3 separate regions of the Homo sapiens genome follow, and all the other regions are linked to region 1. A link is a loop called in an ENCODE intact Hi-C map of the cell type or tissue named here. Cell type or tissue: heart right ventricle. All regions are shown on one strand. Each heading gives the region's core, and the rest is flanking DNA. Links, peaks and the distances in the headings are about the cores only. Region 1 holds the start of LOC105369509 (a long non-coding RNA gene). Region 2 has its middle 52 kb from the start of LINC02702. Region 3 has its middle 58 kb from the start of LINC02703.

What was found. A loop is a pair of places that touch in the nucleus more often than their neighbours do. Peaks named below come from ENCODE experiments on the same cell type or tissue, not always from the same donor. Only the 100,000 strongest peaks of a DNase experiment are listed, where the experiment ranks them.
Region 2: a loop joins it to region 1, with 5 times the contacts of the local background. A loop is called at or near these places in 25 of 110 quality-filtered maps.
Region 3: it touches region 1 in a loop (6-fold over the local background); 3 of 110 quality-filtered maps call a loop at or near these places.

What each region holds. Positions count from the first base shown.
Region 1 is chr11:115,332,673-115,337,672 of GRCh38, forward strand. All of the region lies in intron 1 of CADM1 (cell adhesion molecule 1), which reads right to left. It overlaps LOC105369509 (a long non-coding RNA gene), which reads left to right and starts at 905. Exons shown (of 2, transcript NR_135108.1): 1 at 905-946. In heart right ventricle, for the core only: CTCF peaks have their summits at 2,430 (motif pointing right) and 2,639; no DNase peak of the experiment used is centred there.
Region 2 is chr11:116,688,110-116,694,818 of GRCh38, forward strand. No RefSeq gene overlaps it. Among named protein-coding and RNA genes, the nearest start is that of LINC02702, 52 kb to the left of the region's middle. RefSeq lists enhancers at 1-78, 79-640. In heart right ventricle, for the core only: a CTCF peak has its summit at 3,771 (motif pointing left); a DNase peak (open chromatin) is centred at 3,762; H3K27me3 peaks cover 1,067 bases.
Region 3 is chr11:115,974,764-115,981,472 of GRCh38, forward strand. No RefSeq gene overlaps it. Among named protein-coding and RNA genes, the nearest start is that of LINC02703, 58 kb to the left of the region's middle. RefSeq lists enhancers at 5,230-5,731, 5,732-6,231. In heart right ventricle, for the core only: no CTCF peak of the experiment used is centred there; no DNase peak of the experiment used is centred there; H3K4me3 peaks cover 604 bases; H3K27me3 peaks cover 1,244 bases.

The DNA of each region.
Region 1 (5,000 bases), core at 1-5,000:
TATAGGGGAGTACCCTTAACCCATCCTTTGCTTGACGCCTCCACTGAGCAGAAGGTAGATTAGAGTGGTATGACTGATTTTTGTAAACTTCATAAATTTAAAGTCCTTGAGAAATAAAAATATAAATAATCTGATAGTAAATGAAGAGGGTTAAAAAATATATTTAATCCCTACTTGTCAACCCAGGAATACAGAGAATGGGGGGAAAAAAGCGATGTTCCTGGATCTCCCTGCGCTTCCCTAAGACCATCACTCCAGCCAAACACTAGCTGACATTTTCTCCCCAGGAACTCTTCACTTCTCACTCTATACACCCTGTGCGAGGTCCTCCTCACCTCACCAGTCCCAGACTAGAACGTCCAATTGCTTACTGGTCTTTTCTCCCTGATGTCCCATCAGTTCTTCAAAATCAAAGCTGTTTAGCAAATTCCTCCCCTCTTTTCCAATCTGACTGCAACAAACTCAAGGCCAACCATCTTTTCTTACCTGATTTTCCCAATGGTGTCCTAATTAGCCTCCTACTCCCCTAAAACATCCTCTACACTACCACCAGGGCAATCTCTCTAAAGGACGATCTGATCAGATCACTTCCTCACTTAAAACCCTCAAAGGCTCCCAGTGCCTACAGGATGAAGCACAAAACCACTTAAGCTCTGAGTCATGCTCTTCTGTTGAGAGATCGAGAGAGAAAGAGAGAGAATGCCCAACATGCCTCCCTGAAAATCATTGGGAGGATCAAATAAAAATGTATGGAGAAGCACTTTCAAAACTATAAAGCTTATCTAGTGGTTCTTAGTCTTTATGAGATCACAATCCCTTTGGAGAGTCTGATAAAAGCTCTGGAGTTTTCTCAAAAACACACATCCACCTACATGTAAAATTTGGCATCCAATTTCAGAGCATCCATGATTCCTCAAAGACAATCTTGACCAACAACCTTACTTAGGTATTTTATTATTTTCACGTTGGTATATAGAATGGGAGTCGGTATCATCTTGATAGCATTTCCAGCCTTACAAACAAGCAAGCAGCTCTACTGTGGGCAGTAACATTATTCATGAAGATGTCTAAAATATTCATCAGCAGAGTCACTGGGCACATAGTAAATATAGGCAGAAAATTAGTACAGTAGTTAGCGTATAGGCTCACAGTCATTTCATCAGAGTGCAGCTGTCCCTACACACAACTGTTAGAAAAGAACAGGTTATTTTGAAAACAATCAGCTGAATTGAGTCAAAAAACTGACCAGTGGGCCTTCATTCTAACTGAATGAAAACGAAGTGAGGTTCCTTCCTTTTCATACAGCTCATGGATGCAAAAACACAAGCTATGCCATAGCATAAATGTTCATTATGCATGAGCCTGTTTCTTGCAGCTGCATCTCTCATGACTTGGCTAAGGCTGTATTTGTCTATATGTCCTTCTACATGTTTGTGCATATTTACACTGTGTATTTTAGTGCTCAAGAAAGCAGAAGGCAAGGAACAATGTTTACTCTGCATGTTTGTACAGGACACATCACACAGAACTACAGTGATGTAGTATTTAAGGGCAGCAAATTCAAACTCTTCACCAGAGTGTGGACCTAAACTCCACATCATAAAGAATTGATCACATTTCCCTTTAGAAAGAAGAATATTATCAGCCAAGTTTCTGGTATCAACCAATGACTAAACCTTAAGTCAATCACAAGTGATGATACAGTAGTCCCCCCCTTATCTGTAGTTTTACTTTCTATGGTTTCAGTTACCCTGGGCCAATGGGGGTCTAAAAATTGATGAGTACAGTACTCATCAATTGATGAGTACCCCATCAGGTGATGGAGAGACCACATTCACATAACTTTTATTACAGCATATTGATATAATTGTTTTATTGTTGTTGTTAATCTCTTATTGTGCCTAATTTATAAGTTAAGCTTTATCATAGGTATGTATGTATAGGGAAAATAGTCTGTATAGGGTTCAATACTATCCTCAGAATCAGACATCCACTGGGGATCTTGGAATACATCCCCTGAGAATAAAGGGGGACAACTATATGCCACCAGAATATCACCACAAACATTTATCAGTGTTTTGAACAGTAAATACACATTCGAGTAGTCTATAACATCACATACAAAGGGGCTCAGTGTAATAGGAAATATACACACTGAACATAAAAACTAAATGTGTTCTTAACAGAAGACTGGCCCCAAACCAATGTCAGCCCTTTAGAAATATGCATTTAATTAACTGTTTTTTGCTTACCTTCTGAAAATTAATATTTTTGGCACATATATTTTAAGACATAGCCCTTGGAAATCTGAACTTATATCTTTCTCTTGATAAATTTCCAACAAGTAGTCATTAGAAATCACTCCAAGTCCTTAAAGATGAGCTTTTCAAAAATACTTGCATTTCCCTATTTTGTCACAAGATGGCAATCTCATGCACTGGTAAACCATAAAAATTCATAGGAAAATTTAATTTTACCACGTCAGGGGTGTGGTTCTCAAAGTTCATAATGTCAGGATCACTTTAAACTCTTAAAAATAAAACTGATAATATTTTTTAAAGAATCTTATGAATCCACTTAATAAACCCATCGCGTGTTAACACAAAGGACATGTTTTTGTGAAAATAACTACATTTTCCACAGCAAAAAAATTAGAAAAGAATTTTGCAAATCTAAAGTTTGGCTTAATAGAGAACAATTGGCTTTTCACATTTGCTTCTTCATTCAATCTGTTGTGATCCATTGTTTATGTTGAAGTATATGGGAAATAAAATAGCCTCATGTATATATATAGTTGTAAAAGGAAAAGTATTTTAATAGTCTTTTCAGATAATTATGGTTTTATTCTCCTTTGATACTATACCAAAACTCAACAAGTGGTGGCTTCTTCATGGTTAAATTGGATTGTGGAATCTGAAACCACATCAAAGAACTTCTCATACTCTGTCACATTAAAATTCATTAGTCAATCCTGCACTTTGAATGGATCTTTTAGCCACTCATGATGTTTTAAAATCATGCACTGGTCATTTGGAAAATATTAGTTCACTGAGTTATGCAGCACTCTTCCAAATGGTGACACATTTCATTATTCAGTATCAAAAAAGTCACATTCATTAGTATCACCACCAATATCATAAGAAAAGTCAATGGTTCATTAGGAAGCTGTCAAGTTCACAGAGGAAGATGCAAGTTTTAAAAAATTCACATTTCCACTTGAAATCTTTAATTTTATCACTGACAACAATGTCCATTGTTTCTCTTAAAATGACAGGCTCACTGCTTTCCAGAAAATGTCTGCCAAATACGCGTCTGAATAACTATAGTTTAACTCAATCTCCCCAGTCTTCTTCCTTGAGACAAGTATGTAGCAAAAATGCTTTATTTGTAATTCTCCTTCACACAAACTATTTTTAAAAACATGTAACTCAAGGTCAAGCTTTCATAAAATTAATAATTTTTACTGCTTCATCAGGGATATTCTTTTTTACTGTATGTGGAGGTGAAGAATACAATGACTTCTAGGACAGTTTAGTGCCACTAACTCGATTCAGGCTAAGGCTCCCACAACTTTCCCCACCATTGCTTTTGCACCATCAGAGCAAATGTCAACACACCCAAAAAAGGCAATTACGTCTTAGTATTATGAGAACAGTTTTCATCTCATCGATCCCTCAAAAGGAATTTGGGAGCCTCCAAGGATCCATGGACTGCACTTTGCGAAACATGCTTCAGAGGTTATAAAAGACTTTCAATTTATGTCAGCATTTAAAAATAAAACCGACTGCCACATTTGCAGAAAAAGAACAAGTGGGAACTCCTAATACAGTAAAACCTCTATTACTAAAACACTTGGTTAATGAGTACCCTTATTTAATTTTCTGATTAACTCTTCAATTATACCTACTCTTGGTTTCTACCCTTTCTGAAAAAAATTTAATTAATCAGAACCAAAATAAGTCAGGAAACACTAGATTTAAGTTCTTTCCTGATGTGTTTGTTCACAATTTAATCCTTTTAAAAGGATTACTAGATTTCACAGCCAGAATTAGAAGCACTGTCATTTCACAGTAGTAAGGTTAAAAATAAGTATGAGTGTTTTTCCAACTTTTTCTTAAAGAAGTGGAACATTAGTTAACATTTTACATGGCATCTCAAGATGAAAAAAAATTAAATTGAACTTATTCTGTCTGGTTGAAACATACTCTGTTGCTGTTATTATTAGTAACCGTTAAGTAAGTACTGACTATATATTTGAATTTGTAAGAACTTTACATAAATTACCCATTTCATTCAATCCTTACACATTTCAAAGATGCCATCTTCAAATTAACCTTATCACCATTTTACAGATGAGGAAATTGAGGTACAGAGAATTAATTAATTAATGTTTCCACTAATACAACTAGTAAGTAGCTAAACTGAGTTTAAAACCAAGTCTGTCTAAGCTTGGCTGAGTCCAAAGATGAAATTCTTAATTCCCGGCTCTTTCAGGGTTTTTCAGGGCCAGCAGCTCTGATATGCTTCTGCAACTAGGTCCTTGATGTTCTCCAGTTCCTTAGCTTCTGACTGAGATTTAGCTGGCATTATCAGTGCTTAATACATGTGCTAATTTGATAGGTTGTAGACATTAGGTGTTGCAGGTAACAGAATTTCTTTCTTTCCACATAATTGTCTGTCTTCCAAACTTACCAACTTGCTATCCTATTAGTTCTCAACAGCACCTCTCTTTTCCAGAGAAACCAACTTGCTCATGGTTTCTCTTAATGCACCACAGACATTCTTCCTCCACCATTCGACCTGCACCCCTCCTTTCTGTGTATTGAGATCCTGCCTTCTATATTTCTATTTCTGCCCCAAGACTTAGGGCAGGCATTCTGTTTCCTTACTCTAACCTCCCTTGGCTCTTTACTAATGTTTTTTCTTAATGCTGTTTAACGTTTGATATGCATTTGTTATGTCTTCCCAACTAAGTTATACATATATTTTTTTCTTTTTTG
Region 2 (6,709 bases), core at 897-5,896, 1.4 Mb after region 1:
TTGTCTCCGGTGCTCCTGCCCCTCCTCTTCTCCACCCACCATAGGGTGGAGGACGGGAGCTTGCCCAGACTCCAGCAGGCCACCTGCTTTGTAACTGAGGGCACCACCATGCAGACCCCACTCTCTCTCCTCAGGACTGCCCCTCCACAGACCGCCACGTGGTGCAGGAGTGATACCCAGGCAGTGCCACCCAGTTAGACTAGGAGGTGCCTAGTGCCCCTGCAGCAGGGTCACGTGACACTTTGACCCTTCACCCTCCCAATACTTAGAAGGCAAATCAGTCCGGGAGGCCCAAGTGAGGAGATAGAGTGGTGAGGGAGGGTTTCTCTGAGAGAGAGGGAAGCTGGGCCAAGTCCCTGCCCACCCTTCTACGCTGACCCCCAGCAGTGTCTTTTGCGGGTTGTTTGCATTGCTCTTTTCTGAACTAAGCACTCAGGCACTCTCCTGCTCCCTGCAATGGGTTGAATTGTGTCCTCTAAAATTGCTGCACAGAAGTCCCAACCCCCAGCACCTCAGGAATGTGGTCTCAGATCTTACTGGAGACAGATCCTTGATTACAGAGGTAACCAAATCAAAATCAGGTCATTAAGGCTGGGCGCAGTGGCTCATGCGTGTAATCCCAGCACTTTGGGAGGCCAAGGTAAGTGGATTACTTAAGCCCAGGAGTTCAAGATCAGTCTGAGCAAGAAGGCAAAACCCCATCTTTACAAAAAAAAAAAAAAAATTAGCCAAGTATGGTGGCACATGCCTGTAGTCTGTAGTCCCAGCTACTTGGGAGGCCGAGGTGGGAAGTGGGGGCTGTAGTGAGTCGTGACTGCACCACTGCATTCCAGCCAGAGTGACAGCAAGATGCTGTCTTAAGAACAAAACAAAACAAAAATCCGGTTATTAAAACTCAGGTCATGAGTTAAAAAGGTTGTTAGGGTGAGCCCTAATCCAACATGACTGGCGTCCTTATAGAAAGGGGAAATGTGGACACAGAGATATGCCCCAAGGGAAGAGCATCCACAGCCAAGCAGAGGGGCCTGGGGAAGAAGACAGCCATCCACAGCCAAGCAGAGAGGCCTGGGGAAGAAGACAGCCATCCACAGCCAAGCAGAGAGGCCTGGGGAAGAAGACAGCCATCCACAGCCAAGCAGAGGGGCCTGGGGAAGAAGACAGCCATCCACAGCCAAGCAGAGAGGCCTGGGGAAGAAGACAGCCATCCACAGCCAAGCAGAGGCGCCTGGACCCGATCCTCCCCTCACTACCCAGAGAAGACACTAACTCTGCCTTGATTCCGAAATCTTGGATTCTAGCCTCCAGAACGATGAGGCCGTGCATTTCTGTTGTTTAAGCCACCCCGTGCGGAGGGGTCTGTTATAGCAGCCTTGCAAACGAACTCATCCCCACTCTCTGAAAGGGCAGGTGAGAGAAACCGCCTGTGGGTATCTCAGCTTCACAACCTTCGGAAGCATACACATTGCTGCATCTGATCCCCAGGCCACATGACCCTTAGGCGCAACAGGTGCCATTCATCCCCTTTGACAGATGAGGACACTGAGGCCCAGGGGGCAGGGTGCTTACCAAGAGGCTCTCCAGAGTCAACAACTAAGCCAGGACCAGAACCAAGGCCCCCTTATGAATGACCCAATGGGCTTGCCTACACCAAGCCAAATGTCTCCTCCTGAATGTGTACAGAATTCTGTGAGCCCACAGTGAGAAGACACTGGGACATCTCCCTCCACCAGAGGAAAACTTCCAGGCAAAGGTCCTGAACCCTGGATGCTCCGTGAATCACCCAGAGAGCTTCGAATCAGTCCAGCACCTGGGCCCCACCCCAGACCAAGTGAATAAGCACCTCTGGGGGTGGGGCTCAGGCACTGGTCTTTTCTACAGCGCCCAGATGATACTAATGTGTAGCTGGGGAGGACAGCCGGAGCTAGAGGACTCCCTGGTGCCAGCATCCTAGCAGCCTGAGTGTCCCCACTCAGTTGCAGAGGGGCCTGGGGTGCCCAGCAGGCAATCACACCTCAGGAAATATGAGACATAAATGAAGGTGCAAATTGGCAGTCATTCATTTTTGTATTAAGGCCTAGAAAATATCAGGGTTGAAGCAAGTTTTTCTAATTTCTTCATGGCCGGGGCTGGTGGGTGGGGGAAGTATCTTTAAAATGCTAATGGAAGAGAAAATAGTGTTTTTCTTTAAATTTGGGCCTTTACTCTTTCATCTTGTATTAGCTTGTTCTCATGCTGCTATAAAGAACTGCCCAAGCATGGTGGCTCACGCCTGTAATCCCAGCACTTTGGGAGGCTGAGGCTGGCGGATCACTTGAGGTCAGGAGTTCCAGACCGGCCTGGCCACATGTGAAACCCCATCTCTACTAAAAATTAGGCGTGATGGTGCATGCCTGTAATCCCAGCTACTTGGGAGGCTGAGGCATAAGAATCGCTTGAACACGGGAAGCAGAGGTTGCAGTGAGCTGAGATTTTACCACTGCACTCCAGCCTGGACAACAGAACCAGGCCCCATCTCAAAAAAAGAAAAAAGGAACTGCCCAAGACTGCGTAATTTATAAAGAAAAGAGGTTGAATCGACTCACAGTTCCACAGGGCTGGGAGGAAACTTACAGTCATGGCAGAAGGGAAAGCAAACACATCTCCCCTCACACGGTGGCAGGAAGGAGAAGAATGAGGGCCCAGAGAAGCGGGGAAAGCCCCTTATAAAACCATCCGATCTCGTGAGAACTAATTCACTACCACGAGAACAGGAGGAGGGAAACAGGCCCCATGATTCAATTATCTCCACCTGGTCCCTCCCACGACACGTGGGGATTATGGGAACTACAATTCAAGATGAGATTTAGGTGGGGACTCAGCCAAACCATATCACATCTTAATCAAATGTGATTGCTTATCAGGAAAACTAAAAAGCTACACTGGAATCCTTACTATATGGCAGGCATGTGCTAAATGACCCTTGTGTTTTATGCCTATGCCTATGTGGTTATGCCTAGGCATCATAACCCACATTTTACAGTGGGAGCAACCAAGCCTTAGAGATGTTATTTGACCTGCCCAAGGTTACCCAGCCACTAGGCAGTGAAGCTGGAATCCCACCCAGGCAGTCTACGTTACACCAAAGGCTGTGCCTTTGACCACCCACCACAGGGTCCTCTACATTCATAACCTATTTTTGTAAAAGGGACTAAAATAAGAATTGTCACCAGGCACAGTGGCTCACACCTGTAATCCCAGTGCTATGGGGAGGCTAAGGTGGGAGGATTGCTTGAGCCCAGGAGTTCAAGACCAGCCTGGGTAACATAGCAAAACCCCATCTCTACAAGGGAAAAAAAAAACAGCAAAAACGTAAACAAAATTAGCTGGGTGTGGTTGCACGTGCCTGTAGTCCCAGCTACTTGGGAGGCTGAGGCAGGAGGATGGCTTGAACCCAGGAGTTCCAGGTTGTAGTGTGCTATAATCGCGCTGCTGCACTCCAGCCTGAATGACAGAGCAAGACCCTGTATCTAAAAGAAGAAGAAAAGTATTGTAGATATTAAATGTTTAAATAATGCCTTTTTTCCAGGGCTCCCAGATTTCCAGAGATTTTTCATCCCTAACTTGGAACTGAAGAGCTCAGGCATTAATAGGAAGCAGAACAGGCACCCTCATTCCCAGCACAAAGAACGCCAACGTGGACACCAGCACCAGCACCCCGCACCCCGATCTCTTCCCTGCCTAGGCCCACCGTCGCTGGAAGGAGAGAAACACGGGCCTGGACTCCCCTCTAGTGGCCATGAAGCTAACTGCACCAGACACCTCCACACCCACCCAGGCCAGCCAGGTGCCCGGGGCCTGAGCCCCAGGTGAAGTGGGAACCTACGCCCAATGGGCACACACACCCACTGAGATGGCAGCAGGCCCCTAGGCTTGGAGACTTTATCCAGGTACTGGAATTGAGGGGACTGAAAGCTGCGGCCCCAAAAGACCAAACCATACCTGACTCCATCTCATCCTTTTCACCTCATCTGCCTCCCATCCATCCCCCCAGCTGAAGGGAGCATTAGAAGTCAGGAGGAAGCTGACCCCAAGAAGCAGGATTCTGGCCCTGGGACAATAACCAGAACTCTGAATGAATGTCCAGAACACTTCCCCACACTTGGCCTGTGGCCTCCCTCCAAGGCTCTCCCCCACTCCTCTCCATCCTGCACGCCCCAGCACTCTGCCTCTCCAGGAAGCCTTCACTGAGCCCTCCCTCCACACCATGGTGCTCAGTCCACAGTCTCTCCCTTCCCTGATCTCCTGCCAGGAGTACCAAGGTCACCTCTCAGCGCCCAGCACACCTTTCAAGACCATCGGTTCTCCCCTCCCCAGCCGTCCCCCCAGTGAACCGGAGCCTCTGAAGGCAGGGATTGCACCATAAATATCTCTGGTGCCCACCCCCTCAGAGTGTCGCCCAGGCCAGGACACCAGAACCTGCTCAACTGGCTGCAGCAAGTCCACCTGAGGACTCAGCCTTGGAGGCCAGAGCAACGCCGGCCCAGCAAGGCTGCCTCTCTTCTCCCAGCACTGCTGTTTGATCCAAGGCACCGTGAGGGTCCAGGCAGGTGGCCCAAGGGAGGGAAGGGAAGGTTCCCAGGAATGCACAGCCTGAGCTGGAGACAGGGGAGAGCTAACAGGGCTGGTAGAAATGACCCATCAGCAGTCGCTGTGACGGCACGAAAACTCCTGCTGCGGGAGCAGCCTCTCAGGGCACAGCAGCTGAAGTCTCTCTGGTGGAAGGTCCCGCCTGAAAGAGCAGGGGGACAGGCCCATCAGCCCTGAGGAGCAGCCACCCCCGGCCCAGCCCCAGACCAGGCAGCAGGGACCTCCCTTCCTCTGAGGTCCCCACCTCAGAATCAGGCTGATGGGGTGCTGCCCTCCCAGCTGGTCTGAGGGCACCTCGGCATGAAGCCCTCCCCCTGCTCCCCTCCTGGCTCCCATCTCCAAGGCCTGAATGCATTCGCATCTTCCGGCTCTCAGGAGCAATTCCAACTGCCCCATTTATATTCCTAAGTAGAGGACTTGTTAATATGGAGCCTGCCTCTGGGGAAGTGGGAATGTGCTGGGTGAGAGATGACAAATCACAGCCCAACAGCCTGGCTGAGAGCACTGATACTCACCTACATCTCATTCATCAGCCCCTGACCCTCCTACCACATAGGCCAAGGGGGCAGCCCTGGAGGAGCCACTGTGGGCTCCAAGAAGCACAGGCATTGGTGGGTGGTGGCAGGGGGATCTGTCCTGCCAGGAGGCTGGGGGAGGGCCCAGCAGCAAGGGGGAGCCCAGTAAGTGGATATGGGTGAGGCCCAAACCAGAGCAATCCCTGGAACAAAACTTCCACTCCTGGCTCCAGTGAGAGAGCGAAAGGCCCAGAACACCATCAGTTTCATCTTGAGCCACACCAGTCCCTGCCTGGAGAAGTATTTGGTCAGTCTAGTGGGCCAAAGCAGGGCCAGGGTGGTTCCTGTTCTGGCTCCAGCCTGGAACCACATGCACACACGCATGCACACACATGCACACACACACACACTCACGGCCCAACCCAGATGCAGGGCAGGGCACGCAGCCAGCCTGGCCAGGTGCTACCTTGGTGAGCTCAGTGCCCAGTCCCAGGTAGGGCGGGTGTGCAGCGTGAGTAATGGCAGGCGAGGAATGCACCCGAATCCTGATAAGGGAGAATAATAACTTGTCAAAGATATATATGATGTGTGTTTGTTTTCCCAACGGAATATCTATGGGGCTAATTCATCAAGCCAGCGGGCTGGCTGGAGACCCAGGGAGGGAGGGAGGAGAGAGGAGGTGCACACAACGGGGCAGCCACTCAGGCAGTTGCTGTGGCCCTCCGGCCTCCAAGGGACCCACAGGCGGGAACACCAGGGCCCTGGAAGGCACTGAAATGGGCCCTGCCCAGCAGGGCTCCCCGCCTCTCAGTGCTCCTCCAGGGAACTTTTGGGTCTGGAATTCACAGGAGGCTTCTCACCTGTTTAGGAATTTCACTGTTCTCTTGTGTGCTCCTTCTCTCATCCACTCTTCCTTCCTTCCTGCTGCACCGTCTGTGCAAAGCCCACCCGGTTTGAGAAGCCGAAAGGTGATCAGAAAACACCACCCCTTCTGGAGAGGTCAGCAGAAGCTGCTCTTCAGGCAGAACAGAGCCAAGAAGGCAGCTCCTACCTCAGCCATCTTCTTCTCATCTATGCCCTGCCAAGAGTGCAGCTCCAAGAGGGCAGATCCAAGAGGGCAGCTCCTACCTGGGCCATCTTCTCCTCATCTATGCCCCACCAAGAGGGCAGCTCCAAGAGGGCAGAGCCAAGAGGGCAACTCCTACCTGGGCTATCTTCTCCTCATCTATGCCCCCCTATGCTCCCCCACCATCTCCCTCCCCCCACACTCCCATACCCCAATCCTCCTAGGCAGAATGGGAGAGAGAAAGAAAGAAGGCAGGAGGGCCCATTCGCCTTGCCCGGGTCATTTCAAAGATGCTGAAGGCAGAAAACCCTCCTGGAAACACAGAGTGCCTGCAGGAGGCTCCACCTGCCACAGATGTGCAGAGGGGCGGGGCCCACCCCCTCACACCCACCCCCTCACCCCCTCACCCCCTCACCAGAGAAGACTCCTCATCTGTCTCTGCCTTAGTGATCACCCATGGGATGAGGGCTTCCTTTCTAACCCCTTCTCTGCCTTGCAATAA
Region 3 (6,709 bases), core at 747-5,746, 640 kb after region 1:
ACAAAAATGGTATAGCTAGGAAGAAATCTAGATTGAGAGACAGAAGATCTGAATAGGGCCTCACTTTCCTTATCTGCAAAGTGGGAGGAACACCATTCACTTCAAAGATTCATTTGGAGAACCCAGTAAAGTGGCATCCACTGCAGTGCTTGGTGCTGTGCCACAGTGGGTGTGCCATGAAAATGCATTCCATTTGAATGGGAGACCTGCAGGGAACCAGTTTGAGGAGCCTTTGCTTTGCCTGAGTGGACCCAGCATTTCCAGCAAAATAAACTCAGCTTCTTTCCTCTGCATTAACATTGCCTTCTTTGGCTCCTTCTGTGGCCTTAGCTGAAAAATAAATAAATAAGCATGCGACAGGGTGAGAGGTGGGGAAGGGATGTGGCAAAAGACAAAGAAAGAAAGAGAGAGGAAGATTGATTTCTGGGCAGAATTTATACCTTTTTGGCTTTTTCAAAGGTAAATGAATAGATTGTTGTTGTTTTTCAGCCTGCCGCTGAGAGTGTGCGTGCGCCTCTGTTATGTATAGACCCTTTTAAAGGCTTCTGGAAGCAATCCCTAACATTTTCTATAGGTGCAGACAGATAATTGAATGCTTTCAAAGACCACTGTGAGGCAGGGGAAGTTCAATTTTGCCGTGTGCTGGTGCTGCATTGACGGAGCGCCCCGTGTGTGTGTGTATTCTCAGGAAGTTGAATTTCTTTTTTGCTTTCCTTCCCACTACTGCCCCTTCACCCCTTGTTCTCCCCCAACCTCTGATGAAGCACTTAGAGAGAGGACAAGAAACAATATATAATCGCCCCAAAGTCACACCAAATAAACACAGCAAAAGCTCCCAGCCGCTTCTCTGGCTGCGAATGAAAAGCGCTGCCTCCTGGCTCCCGGGCCTGACGGACAGGGGGCCTTTCTGCTCAGCTATTATTAGAGCCGATGTGGCAGAAGCTCAGGCAGCTCTGGGCGGTGGGGGGTTCTTGTTTTAATTTGTTGCCTGTGCAGGCAGAACAAAGCGACATAGGGAGAGAGGACGGGGGAATTTCCTCCTGCTGCTGTTTCGCCACACGGCGGCCATACCGTGTGTGTGTGTGTGTGTGTGTGTGTGTGTGTGTGTGTGCGCGCGCGCGCGCGCGCATGAACTGGATATGTCTGTGTGCAGTGCACGTATGTGTCGGGGGGGGCATGACCTGGAGATGCCCGTGTGCCATGCACTCGTGTGTGTGTGTGTACATATGTGCATGTGTACATGCAGAGGCCAAGCTCTGAGTGTGCCCATTGTGTAGAACAAGAATATGCTGCATGCAGCAGTGCTATGTTCCCTTTAGGGCATGAAGGAAAGATGCACAGAGGGTTGAGATAAGGAGGTAAAGAAAGCCCAACCCTCCAGATTCATGGCAGATTCAAGTAACCTTGACCATCAATCTGTGCAAATGATATCTAGTTTCGTTCTCACAACTACCCTTTCAAAAATTGTCTTTCTCATTTTATAGATGAAGAAACGGAGGCTCAAGAGATATTTGAGTGAATTACCCAAAGCTTAGTTCAACCGGCTCTAATTACAGTACGATTTCTGCTATATTTGGTGTGTCCTAGTGGGTTGTAGGGTAAAGCAGAAAGAGAATTTCTTAAGGTTTCAAATCCAGGCAGTGGGGAAGGAAGATTCACCAGGGTTGCTCTTTGTGGTGGATGGGGAAGGGCAGCAGGTATAGTGTCCCTCCTGGTTTAGGGAAAGGGATGGCGCAGACGTTTCATGGCATCACTGTAATGTCTCCACTGCTGATGATACTAACGGCCACCTAAAGAGGGACACCGTGCCTCCTATGTGCCAGGCACTGGACTAGAGCCCTAGGTACCTGTTTTCCTGTCCTCTTGCTGTACACCAGAGAATGTAACTCACCTGCTCAAGGTAACCAACTAATAAAGGGCTGGGCCAGGATGTTAACTGAGGCTCCTTCCTTAAGCGATGTGGCTTTATCTTCTCCAGGTGTATGGAGAGGGAAACTCTCTCCTTGGGTTAAGAGCACACTACCTGGTGTCTTGGTTTCCTCCAGGTCCCATCGCTACCCCTCCTGGCTGGACTGAAACAGTACTCATTCCAAGCTGCACTTCTTTGCTCTGAGGAGCACATAGGAATGCCCAACAAATGCTCTTCTTCTGGCTTACTTCCCCTCTTGGAATGCAAGCTCCTTGGAAACAAAGCTGCGCAGCCAAGGGGTTTTCATTTGCTTTAATCTTTCATCCAATCTAACATTTCTAGCTACCACGTATTAATTGAGCACTTATTATATTACACACTGTGCTAAGTACTTCATGTGCATCCTCACCTTAGACCCAGGAGGTAGGGATTATTGTTATTCCCATTTTACAGATGAGGAACTTGAGGTTCAACAATGTTAGGCCATTTATCCACGCCAAACACATAGTGAGTATTCAAACCCTATTGGAACCCCCAAATCCATGCTTCACTTCTTGCCTTCTTCTTCACAGTGTATGCTGTTTAAGTGCATTTTCTCCTTTCCTTTCATCTTGCACCACCTCTCATCCTAATTATTAGAGGTGTTTAGTGCTATATCACCCTCCCATGGAGCCCTGGATCCCCTTGGTAGGATTTGTCAAACCTTCAATGAGGCTCTGCTATGTAATCCCAGGGACAGAGAGCAGACAGTCCCTATTGTTTTGAGAGTTCTAAAGGAAGTTTCTCTTGTCACCCTAGGAGGCAGTAGGGGTTAAGAACCCAGGCTCTGAAGCCAGAAAGTCTGCATTAGAATTCTAGATCTATCACTTATTCACTATTTGAACTTGGGCAAGGTAATTGGTTCTTTATGACTTGGTTTTCTCATCCATAAAACGGTCATAATTATAGTATGTACAGCATGAGGTTATTATGTGAATAAAATGAGCTACATGTATAGAATGCTTAGAATTGTGCCTGTAACATAGCAAACACTGAATAAATGTTAGCTAATATTACCTTAATATTGTTATTTTCTACAGAATTGTAGATTTTAAATCTGGAAGGAATCTGACAAGTCACTTGGTTGGCTCAACCTTCCATCTTTAGGCAAATAGAGGATTTGTAATCAGAAGACCTGAATTTGAATCCGAGATCTACCACTTAACACCGGTATCTAGAACTCTGAGCAACTTGTTTGACCTTTCCCAGTCTCATTTTCTTCAAATGTAAGAAAAGAGTTGTATTAACAAATATCTGCCCATCTCATAGATTTGTTGTGAGGATCAAACGAAGGGATGTAATGAAGAAGGCAGATAGAATTTTATGTTAATATTATTTGATTTTTACCTGAAGATAAATAAGACTCAAAGAGGTTAAATGGGTTACCCAAGAAGAAACTCCTCACCTACCAAGATGGTATCAGCAACTCAACAATATGCAGTCAAGTTTCCACCATCATACCCTTCCGTTTGGACTGTAGACCCAACAACTAGGAGTTGACTGAAGTAAATGAATGCTGGATCCAGGCAAGAAATTGTCAAAATAACAAGATTGAGGTACCAGGGTGCCAAATGGCAGACAGACTGAAGAACTAGGAAACAAAACAAGGTCAAACTATGAACAAACTCTCACCGTAACAGAAGTTAATATATAGGTTACATCAACCAAGTATAGGTATCTTATGGTCACAGTGTTAGGAGAAAATAATGTTTATCCGATTCTGCCTACAACTGTAGATTGAAGAAAGAACCACTTGCTTTCTAGGTTTCTTATAAAGGGTATTTATTGTATTGTCTCTGACCAGCCCTGCCTTAAGGACACTGCTCATTCAATAGCACCTAGCATCCACCGTCCCCATGTTAAATGCAGGAGCAGTCATTTAAAATACTGGGTCTTCCTCTCTGGTCTCAGCCTAGATAGGTCTAGAGACAGTCAACTGACTCAATCTGGGCCAATCAGGTCTCTTTCTTGAGATTTTTGAATTTTGCACCCAGGCTGAAGCTTTAAGGCCAAGGAGCTGTTGGCAGCTCTGTTGCTCCATTTATTACCATTCCTGAGTGCCAGCCCTTGTCTTTGGACCTGGCTTTGATACCTTTGTTCCCTCATAGCTCCTGTCTTCACCCAAACTGATTGCAGTGGTTCAAGCTGTCAGCCCCATGTATATCCAGTAGCATCTGAATTCACAAGGCACACGGCTTAGTTTTCAGGGAACTAAGCTGAGATAAGGTAAGGGATGTTCTATACCCCTTGCTCTTCTTGGGAAAGACCTTGAATTCAGACCTCTTAAGGATGCTGAGGTTCTTGGACACAAACCCTCTTTGCTTCTCCACTATGACAGCTTCCTACCCCTCCCAACTCCCGTATCTTTATGAGCTACTAATTCTTCTTAGTACCTACAATCTCACTGTAATGAGACATGGTCTTGGGAAGCAATGAGTCTCTTTTGTGCTAAGAAGTAAATATTCTCGAATGTGATGATTTGTACTCAGGGTGTTGGGAAGTGGGGAGCGATATGTTTAAAATTTCTAGAGGGCATTCTCTTGAGTAAAAAAATGCACACGCAATATATCAATTGTTTTCATAATCTAAAACATAGAAACAACTCAATGTAACAGTTTTGTCTGGTTTTAGATATGCAGTAGTGTGAGATTACATTGAGGCGCAGATTACAAAATGATTGAGAACCATTTCAGATTTTCTTAACCATTTTTAATAAGGTTTAACTTACATGCAGTAAAGTAAACAGGTAATAAGTGTATAGCCCAGTGAATTTAGTACATATGTATACACCTGTATAACTACCACCCAGATCAAAATTTAGAACATTTCCAATACCCTAGAGGGCTTCCTCATATCTCCTCCCAGTCAATAACCACCACCTCCAAGATAACCATTCTGACCTCTAATTATCATAGATAACTTTTGCATGTCTTGGAATTTCATATAAATGTAATCATACACTACATACTCTTTTGTATCTGCCATCTTTTGTTTGACATTTTAAATGTTAAATTCATCCATATTGTATGAATAGTACTTTGTCCTTTTTCATTGCTGCATTAACGCAAATGCAATCGAATCATTGAATAAACATGCCTGTAATTTATTTGCCTATTTTACTGTTGATAGACATTTGGGCAATTTTTAGTTTAGGCCTATAGGAATAAGGTTGCCATGAACATTCTTGTACATGTCTTTGGTAGACACAAGCACTTTTTGTTGGATATAAACTCCAGTGAGTCATACAGCATAGGTATCGTTAGCTTCAGCAGAGACTGCCAAGTAGTTTTCCAAAGAAGTTGTATCCACTCCACAATTTAAACAGTTTGTTTACCAAATAGCCACTGAGTACCTATTATGAGCCAGCCACTCCACTAGGCATTGGGAATACTGAGAGGAAGCATGCACGTCCATGGCCTAGAAGCGCTAATAGCCTGGTAATATCAACAGATACTTTTTAAATAATATGGTAAGTGATAGGTGAGAGGTGTGCCTGACAGGAGGATCCTTTGGGGCTCTAAGGTTAGATTCCCCGACTCCAGGTGACCAAATGGAAGCTTGGCCAGGTAAAGAAGGGATGGCATTCGAGGAGAAGGTTGCAGAGGCTCCTCTAGCCCCTGCCAAGCCCTGCAGGCTCTTCTCTGGCTGGGAGTCTCATTAATGGAGCAGCCAGGCCCAGGCCAGGCTGTCAGGAGCGAACAAACGGCTGCCAACATGAGCAATGATTTAAAGGAGAAGGTTAAGACGTCGGTGAGATGAATACCATTGACTTCGCTGCCATCCTGGAAGCAATTCATCAGGGCGGCTTGGCAAAGAGGGGCATAAATCCCTAGCCAGCGAGGCCAAGCAGGGCTCTGGGAGGAGGAACAGGATGTGATGGCAGCTTCCAGAGCTGTCTCCAGCTGGGCCTGTGCCAGCATTTTGAAAAGCGTCAGTTGGGAGGAATCCCCAGAAGATGACTTTGTAGCTAGGGTCCCTCCTGTCCTGAGTCGTGGGTCACCGAGGAGGACACCCTCCCTAGTCACTTGCTGTTTGTGCTTCCCATTCTGTGCACCCACTGGAGGTTTTTCTTGAAGCAGGCTCTGCATTGCCTTCTCCTTCTCTTCAGCCTGAATCTTGGCACTCCTGGAGACTCTTGGTTCAAATGATGTATTTATTTTCTTAACGAAAGGGAAAGATTTAAGAGTGGGTGTGAAATGCATCCTCCTCCCTCCTCTGACCCTCCCACGTACTTCCTCCGGCAACCTGAGGCCCAGCTCAGCAGACACTTGGGAAGTCAACAGAAACAAACATGGAGTGGGCATTGCAGAGCACGTGAGTGGATGAGAGATTTTTATGAGTGAAATTTGCTCACAAGCTTCTTTAATAATGTTATTCATCTTTCTGTCAAAGTCATCACATTAATGTAGCTGGAGAGATTTAGAGGAGATGAATTAAGACTTAAATACACAAAATGACTTGGGGAATATTTAAATACAATACATTTGATTCTGGTGCAGCATCCTTCCTCACGGGTGTTGCTCATGACTCTTTCCAGGCCCACACAGCCTGGGAATCAACAACTCCCCCTCTCCTGCCGCCTCCCTCCAATGCTTCATTCATCCAACGCTTCCTGCACCTACCATGTGTGAACTCATTGTCTCCACAGAGCACATATACAATAGCCTGGGTGCCTGTTCTGGCTTAGACAGGCCACTTTTCCTTTGGGTACCTCAGTTTCTTTATTTGGAAAATGGGTGGGGTTGGCTCTGAATTTCAAAG